3 separate regions of the Mus musculus genome follow, and regions 1 and 2 are each linked to region 3. A link is a contact called in ENCODE Hi-C or POLR2A ChIA-PET data. All regions are on one chromosome and are shown on one strand. Each heading gives the region's core, a stretch centred on a gene start or an enhancer-like site at or near the end of the contact. The rest is flanking DNA. Distances are from core to core; before and after follow the strand shown.

Evidence for each region. A loop is a pair of places that touch in the nucleus more often than their neighbours do. ChIA-PET counts read pairs that join two places held with the same protein, here RNA polymerase II (POLR2A).
Region 1: a map of heart shows a loop between it and region 3 (7-fold over the local background). The contact joins the enhancer-like site here to the promoter of Kif13a in region 3. A Hi-C loop is called at or near these places in 8 of 37 maps with a recorded cell type or tissue (adrenal gland, gastrocnemius and heart). POLR2A ChIA-PET finds 5 or more read pairs at or near these places in 2 of 5 experiments (Patski and embryonic stem cell).
Region 2: a map of left cerebral cortex shows a loop between it and region 3 (1.8-fold over the local background). The contact joins the enhancer-like site here to the promoter of Kif13a in region 3. A Hi-C loop is called at or near these places in 3 of 37 maps with a recorded cell type or tissue (heart and left cerebral cortex). POLR2A ChIA-PET finds 5 or more read pairs at or near these places in 4 of 5 experiments (Patski and embryonic stem cell).

Annotation. Positions count from the first base shown.
Region 1 is chr13:46,882,714-46,885,467 of GRCm38, forward strand. The region is part of intron 2 of Kif13a (kinesin family member 13A); the gene reads right to left. Among named protein-coding and RNA genes, the nearest start is that of Gm22960, 18 kb to the right of the region's middle. Within about 2 kb of position 1,383, at least 2 of the 3 ENCODE cell types and tissues checked have a DNase peak (open chromatin) inside an H3K27ac peak, as active enhancers do; they include gastrocnemius and heart, where a contact is called at or near this core.
Region 2 is chr13:46,978,701-46,981,400 of GRCm38, forward strand. No RefSeq gene overlaps it. Among named protein-coding and RNA genes, the nearest start is that of Gm52038, 11 kb to the right of the region's middle. Within about 2 kb of position 1,276, at least 2 of the 3 ENCODE cell types and tissues checked have a DNase peak (open chromatin) inside an H3K27ac peak, as active enhancers do; they include heart, where a contact is called at or near this core.
Region 3 is chr13:46,928,411-46,931,155 of GRCm38, forward strand. Kif13a (kinesin family member 13A) reads right to left here and starts at 1,308. Exons shown (of 38, transcript NM_010617.2): 1 at 1,157-1,308; 2 at 806-896. The coding sequence starts at 1,211.

The DNA.
Region 1 (2,754 bases), core at 133-2,632, 46 kb before region 3:
TGCAGGCTGGCATGCTTGGCGCTAGGGCAGTAGCGAAGAGCTACATCCCCACCTGTAGGCAGCAGACAGAAACACTGGGCCTGTTGTGAGCTTCTTCAAACCTCCAAACTCATCCCCAAGGGTCGCACTTCCCCCAACAAGGCCACACCTCCTAATCCTTCTCAAATGGTTGTAGCCCCTGCTGCCTGGAGGCTATGGCAGCCATTCTTATTCAAACCATTGCAGAGCCCATAGGGGAGAGTTCATATTTAAACCACAGCATCCATTTTAGGATAAAACTGAATCCAGGACCTGGTTTTACTTTCTTGTCCTGTCTGTCAGTAATGAGGCCTTACACTGAGACTGACCTGCATGTGACCCCACCACCATGACCCACAGCCCTCAAGGACACACAGGTAGTCCAGGTGACTATAAGGTACCTGCTAAGTGAGTCAAACCTTAGTAAAGACCCCTAAGTCAAAGCAACGGAAGGGAAGGAGAGCTACACCCACCTGCAGTGCTTACAGATTTGATACCATAAATAGTCCCCTCCCTGCCCCTCAGTTATGATCATGTGCAGAAAGCAGGGCAAAAGTTGTGATTTGTTTTGAAACTTTCATCCACAGTTATCAAACCACTGCGGAGCATTTACTAGGGAGGTGATGAATTGTCAGCTCGCCTGGGGCTGTGAGATGCCTTGAAGAACTTTCACCAAAAAAAAAAAAAAAAAGACCCGCCTAAGCCCTCGCCTTCCGGATGCAGCCAGGGAGCCAGGAAACGACCCACACATTCCACAGGTGAGGGATCCATTTTATGTAACAGACTCCATTTCCACGGAGACCATAAATACTTTAACTTCCTGGAGACTGGGTAAGGAAAAGAACTCCGTGCTATCAGGAAAAACATGATTCAGTCGCTATCTTGCTTTTCCTCAAGTTGTCTGACCTCACAGGCCACTCAACAGCCAGTGTCACTGCCAAGCTGGCTGGGTGGAGTGGGAAATAGGCCAGAGCCTAAGACATGCCGAGTTATGCCAGAACCTTCCTCAGCACGGGAGATCGAGGACATAAGCAAGTTTCTACAAAGCTGGTGGCAGTGGGTGCTGATGCTGTGCTAACCAGCCTTCTCCAGCCCAGATCACCTGGTCTTTATGATAGTCCACAGCATTCACAAAGCTGACATGCCCATTGACAGATTGGGGCCCAATCCAAGATGTCAATCAACTGGCCTGAAATTTGGTAGACTCAAACCTAAACATTACTTCCCTGGGTTCTAAGTCCCATGTTTTCTACACTAGTTGAGAACCATGATTACTTTTCAATTGAGAAAGGGCCTTTCTAAAAATATCAATGAGGCACAGGCACACAGCTAGTGGGAGGCACAGAGTTCTTCCTGTGTCTTCACTCAGAGGGTTGTGCACATGCATATCCTGACACCCCAGGGCCAAACTTCCCCAGGATGCAGTGTTATTTTGGGGGCCAGGGTTTTGCTCACTGGTTGCTGGCTTACCCTGAGACCAAATGTAGAATTGTATCATCCTGCTTGTGACTTCTACTAACTTAGACAAATTCTCCCTTCTTTCATGTTCTTCCAAAGGGCTATTAAAGACAATTCACCCACACGAGACAGCCTTCATGGAGACGTGCAGGGCACAGCCTTCGAGTCTACTGTAAGTGGAGTTAGTAAGCATCTACTGAACTCATGGACTCGTAACAAGAACTGAGGTAGGAGATCCCTGGGAGAAGTGAGGTCCCTTTAAAAAAAAGATCTTTATTTTTAAGGGTGTGCATCTAAGTCTAACTATGTACATTACATACATACAGGAGTCCACAGAGGTCAGAAGAGTGTGTACTAGATCCCCTGGAACTGGGGTCTCAGGTGGCTGTGAGCGAACATGTGGTGCAGAGAACCAAACCAGTGTCATTAACAATGACAGTAAATTCTCTTAACCAGGAGGCCATCACTCCAGCTTCAAACCAGGCCTTCCTATATGGCTATTCTATAGAAAGACTAGGGACAATCCACTGCACCATGGAGTCTTTGATTTTACTCCAAAACATTTAAGACCAGACAGTAGAAGACAATAAACATTGTATGGGCCCACAAAATGTCAAGAAATAGCCTTAAAATAACTCCAATACCACTCCTGATGATAACAGCCACACCCTGTCACTGGAAACAACAGAAAAGTTCAAAGGCAAAATGAGAAGCCTTCCTAATCCTCCTGCCTGGAGATGAACAACCATTGGTGATACACCGGTGAATGTTGACTCCTCCTAGATCTCTTTCATCCCCGGTGCGGTCTCCAGACGGAACTGGATCAGCATCAACTGCCAACTTCTGCCAACGACAGACACATCTGCCCACTGTGGACCTACTGGACAGGACATTCTCGGGGTGAGGCACAGCCACGGACTTTAACCAGTCCTCGGTGCTATGATACTGAGGCCTGCTGCAGTCTGGGCTCACGCATACACATGCAGATAGTTATACACGCATACAACTCCTCTGTCCCCAACATGGGGATGTGGAGCACACAGTGTTTAAAATTTAAAGTTCACACTTGGCAGCATCGGCAGCGGCGTCAGATCCCTATTTTGAAAGCTGCCTAAATATTGCATAAACACGTCACGGTGCGCCTGAATGCCTTGCACACGGGTCAGCAGTCCTGCAAACATGGTTCAGGCAGCAAATGTAATTAAACACCCAGAGCCAGCCAGACCAAAACACTGCTGGCCGGACACACAAGCCATTCAGCAATGCTAGGGTCCAACG
Region 2 (2,700 bases), core at 26-2,525, 50 kb after region 3:
AAACCCAGACTTTCTTTCCATACACATATGTGTCTCTCTTCCCTTAATTTGTGGGGTGTTTTGGGGAGGGGTAGGTTTTTTTTGACGCAGGGTCTTATTTTGTAGCCCAGGCTAGCTCTGAACTTGTGATCCTCCTGCTTCAGCCTCCAGAATGCTGGGATTAGAGGCCTGAGCTCTGCTCCTTACAGGGAGACAATCTTTTACCACCTCTATACTCTCTCCCTGTAGACCAGTGGTTCTCAACCTTCCTACTGCTGTGACCCTTTAATGCATGTGGTGACCTCATGCAGTGGTGACCCCCCCAACCATAAAAATCACATTTTTTGTTGCTATATCATAACTGTAATTTTGCTACTGTCATGAATCATAATGTAAATGTCTGTGTTTTCTGATGGTCTTAGGCGACCCCTGTGAAAGGTCATTTGACCTCCAAAGGGCTCATGACCCCCAGGTTGGGAGCCACTGCTGTAGGGACTCCAGTTAAATGACCCAGGCTCTCATTCTAAAAACTTATGTAGAGTTCTTGGTAACTCCATCCACATATTCATTCATTTCTCATTTAGCTCTTCCTGGAGATTACTGTCAAAGATTAGATAAATGAACTTCAGCAGTCTATCATATTCTTTCCCCACAGTTTCTGTAAGATTATTTCCTGAGTCTTGAATGTCACACACTTAGTGACTTTCATTTGATTGATTTTATTTTCTCCCATACTTCTCAAATCTTTTGCAAGCACTAGACACTGGAATAATCTACTGACCTTCTTTTCCACTCGTTTTTCATAATTCCATAATCACCCATACAAAGCAGAATCCTCCTTGGTACAGATTAAAAGTCAAAAGGTCTGGGCTCGAGTCCTGTGTGCCTGAGTGGCCTAGGGCCAGCCATTTGATCCCTCTAAGGCTTAACTCCTCTATAAAACAGGACTAACTTCTGCTTTATCAATCACAGTATTTGTGAATATGTGGGCCCCATGAACACTTATGTGTGCAAACATCATCGACACTCTAAAGAGAAATGCAGATGGAAGTGGTTATTAAAAGGTTATGATGAACTCAACTGTTTGCTTGTGTGTGTAATCCGAATGCCATAGAAATAGTAACTAGGGGCCCCAGGGCTCTTAACCACAGCAAGTTAAAAAAGGAACCTCCCTCCCCCCCCCCCCAAAAAAAAATCAAAGGCCTCTTATTCGACACAGAAAACTTTCAAAGAAGACTCGGTGCCTGCCAAGGACATGCTTGGCGAGGGAAAGTCTGTAAAGGCAAGTTGAGAGGGTGGAGGGGCTTCACCAAATAGGAACAGGACGGGCTGTAATGTATCAACTTCCTCCTCCACCCTGAACCGCCTCGCTTGGAATTCCTTATCTAATCAACTGGAGACTTGGATCTTAACGGCCAAACTATAAAACTGGGGTGTTCTGTAAGTATGAATCCTTACAGAAGCCAAAGCCAAAATTCCGGCCAAGCCGGCTGTCACTCCTGTGAGGACCTGGATGCCACTTCTGCTTTCAAGGGGACGAGGGAAAGCAAGGCCTTCTCCTGAGTTCTTGTCTTATGGTTACAGCCGGTCACAGAGATTAGCAAAGACACCAGCTTCATGCTCAGCCTCCCTGACACAAATGGGAAGGGAGTTGGGGGGAAGGACTGGTCTGGGAGGGGTGCTTAGCGGATGAAGGTGCTTACAGCCAAGTCTGAGTGAGAACCCAAGTTAATCACCCAGACCCACATGGTAGAAGAAGAGAACCGACTCCCTCATGCTGCACACATGGGCACACACTCACACAAATGAATAAGTCAATATAAGATGTAAAATAATTGTTTAAAAGGCATGCATTAGGGAAGGAGGGGTTTTAGTCTTTCCTTTTACTGGTTTGAACTCTCGTGTGTCATGGCTTGCTCTAGAAAGGCTGTGTTGGAGAATTCAGTGGAAATGGGCTGGGTGAGCCGACTGACTTGGCTGGAGGGAGAAATGGCACAGGGAATTGGCGGGCACTGACTGCTTAACTCAAAAGCAACAGAGATTGAGGTCTGTCATGATAGGATTTCTCCAGGAGCCACACGTTGCTAGAGATGCCTCATACAGTAATTTGTGGCCTTTTGCTTGCTCATGGTACTGTTTCTTGGGCCTGTGGGAAAGTACATGACAGTTAACTGTGAAAGACTCATTTTTTTCTCCTCCTCCTCCCCTTCTCCTCCTCCTCTGAGCCTCCTCTTCTTCCTCCTCCTCCTCATTTTTATCATCCTCTTCCTCTTCCTCCTCCTGCTCCTCCTCCTCCTCCCTCCTCCTCCCTCCACCGCTGCCTCTTTCTCTTCCTTCTTCTGACACTGGCACATCCAGCACACAGATCCACAGCACTTCTGAGTGAGAAAGGGCTGTGTGTGATTTGAACCCCTGTGGGGTATCCCCACGTGAGCGGCAGAGATCGACACCAAAGATCTCTGTGCTGTTAGCCCAGCTGTTCTGTCAGCAAGCATGGGTTCTTTGAGAAAAGGTTACTTCGAGAAAGCTTGACCTTCAGAGACCTTGATGGACAGGGCAGGCATCTCATGTGAAGTCCCTTCCATAGCCATTTACTGACTTAAAAACAAATACGAAATGCAACAATGAGCTTCTCACACACCTTAACATTGCTACTATAAAAACAAAACAAACAAACCCCAGAATAACAAGTCCCCGGAGGAGGTGGAGAAACTGAAACAC
Region 3 (2,745 bases), core at 58-2,557:
CTATTTTTATAAGGTCCTACAATGCCATAACGAATGAATCCCAACCAATTTCTTCTCAGGGGCTTACCATAAAAATGCCAAATATTCACACTATTTTAGGGCGTTTTCCCATACCATTGCATGGAACACAGTAGAATTAATAAGGATCCCACAGTCAGGACTTTTCAAATGCAAATGCCTTGCCATCTAGAAAATGCAGCCCCTTTTAACATTCCCCCATCCCAGTGTCTAAACAGCTCCGTATCAGCACTCTGTCTGTTTCCTCGAAAATCAAAATTCCCGAATTACTTTCAGACACCATCTCAACTCACCACCTCCAACAACCTACATACAGATTTTAAATGACCCTAGCCTTGTACTTGGGTGTTTGATTTCTTAGGCTCCCAGCCCCCATTTCATATACAACATCCTAAGCAGTTCTGCGAAAAGGGGCAAACAACGTAAGAATCGCTGGAGCTGAACTCCATCAATAAGGCCTTGGATTGGTCATTTGCACGCTTCAGATAACGTCTTTCCTAGGTGTTAAGATGTGGCCTGGGCTACACATCTCCATCCGGTCCCTTCACGTTCTAGGAGCCTGGAAGCCAGAGTGCTGACTCTGGCCAGGGTTCCCTGCCTGGGAGACATCGCTCTGGATGAGAGGGGACAAGAAGTGATGGGCACAAGGAGGGGAGGGGACCCTGCACTTGCAACCGCTTTCCGCATGAGCGTGGGACAAACTTGAAGCCACCCTTGCTAACAATGGGAGAGCGCACTCGGTTTTTCCGGGCTCAAACTTGGCAGGAGCCGCCGGGATGGGATTTACCTTTCTCCCTGCTTAGTGTTGGAAGGAGGAGGGTGCAGGACCGTCTGGTTCCCTTCCATCTCCACCACGCACTTGGTGTTCAGTTCCAGCTCTGAAAGCACAGGGGCAGGGTGATGTTGCAAAGTGGAGCATCCGCGGCCGCAGCCGGCGCGCGTGGCTCAGTCCGGGCAGGCAGGGAGACGGCGCCCCGGGCACATAGTGGCCGCGGCCAGAGCCTGGGCGCCGCCTCCACCCGGGGCCACGCCGGGCCACACCGGTGTCCCCGATCCCCGGCCGCCCTGCAGTTTGCAAAGTTGCCCCCCGCCCTCGGCCGGAGCAGAAATGCAAAAGGAGCTGGGGAGAGCGGCTCACCTCTTCGGTTCATGGGCCGGACCCGGACGGCAACTTTTACCTTCGTATCCGACATGTTGGCGGCGCGCTGCTCCGCCCGACGCGGCCCCTTCAAGCGCCGCGCCGCCGCCGCCGCCGCAGCAGCAGCCGCGCGCCCCCCGAGCGCGGCCGCCGCCGCTCCGCCGAGAGCTCCGAGACGCAGCGCCGAGGCGCGCGGGCCATCCCGGGGGAGCGCGACGCGGGGCACGGCCGGGCCCGGGGAGGGGCGGGCGCGGGGCGGGGCGCGGCAGCGGGAGGAGGCCGCGGGCCCAAGCGCCGCTCTAGCCGCTCGGGCCGGGCCGAGCGCGCAGCACCGCGGCCCCTCGCGGCCGCCGGGAGCCGGGCAGCGTCGCCATCTTCCGCTCCGGGGGCCGCGCCCGGGCTGTAAGGCCGCTGCAGACCGGGAAGGGGCGCTTTACAAAGGCGAGCGTCTCCGGCCTCAGGGCAGCCGGGACACGGGAAGGGACGCTCTGCAAAGGCGTTCGGGCTCCGGGCTGCTGGGCCTGGAGAAGGAGCCCCTGGCTTCCCCTGTTCCTGAGCCTGCGGGGGACGTCACAGACACCTCCTGGAGCTCGAGTCACCTTCAGGGGCCGCTGTCACCCTCACAGCCGGGGCCCTGGGGCGGTCTGGGGGGCATTGGAGAGGGTGCCGGGTGCGCAGGCCTAATCCACGCTATCCTTCCGCCTCCACTGACATCCACAGCGCACCGCCCCTCGGCGCCCCACACCGAGCTTTGCCGCGGTGTTGGAAGCTCTTTGTGGGGAGCCAAGGCTAGACATGAATTTGCAATGGACCACCAAAACCGTGTGTTTGTAAATACGGCGCTCATTTTCTTTCCCTTGCGCCCTTGTAATGGGAGGGATCTAGATGGCCGGGAGGGTTCATTAACTCTTACGTAAGAAAGGCACAGCAGCGCGATCCGCGCTTTTGCCAAAGCCAGACCTCCCAGCCTGGGCGGAACCGAAGGAAGCGGATTTGCTCTGTTTGGTTCAACAAGTGCTTGAGGGCGGCGCTTCCGTGGTGCCAAGGCGTTTTTGAAAAGTGCTCCAAGTCTTAACAGTTTGGATCCGGTGGGGAATCTCACTATGGCATGAAGGTCCAAATTCACTCATTCACGAACTGCTTTATGGGGAGTTTTATGGGGTGCTTACTGCGTGCCGTACTGTAGAGACCACACACAAGCAGGAACAACTTCGCTGGCTCTGGTCTCCAGAAGCCACACTGAGGGAGGAGAGATACTTATTATGGTAAACCACGTGTAGCAGGTGGTCTAAATAGGAGGGATTCCGTCTGTCACCAACTGGTGCCCCGTGATGCGACTGACTTGCACATGCGGTCTACCGCTGTACCACTGAGTCACACCTCCGGCTCCCAGGAAGCCTGACTTGAAGCAGTGCTTCCGCTGCTGTTCCTTAGTCTCTCTCACCTTGATTCTGGCGACCAACGAACTCAGGTCACCTCGGAGGGTCATACAGCAGTCTGCCTCCTGGGTTCCTAGTGCTACCCGCCTTCTCTGTCCCTCCATTCATTCCGCTCTTCAAATATTTCTCTCTCTCTCTCTCTCTCTCTCT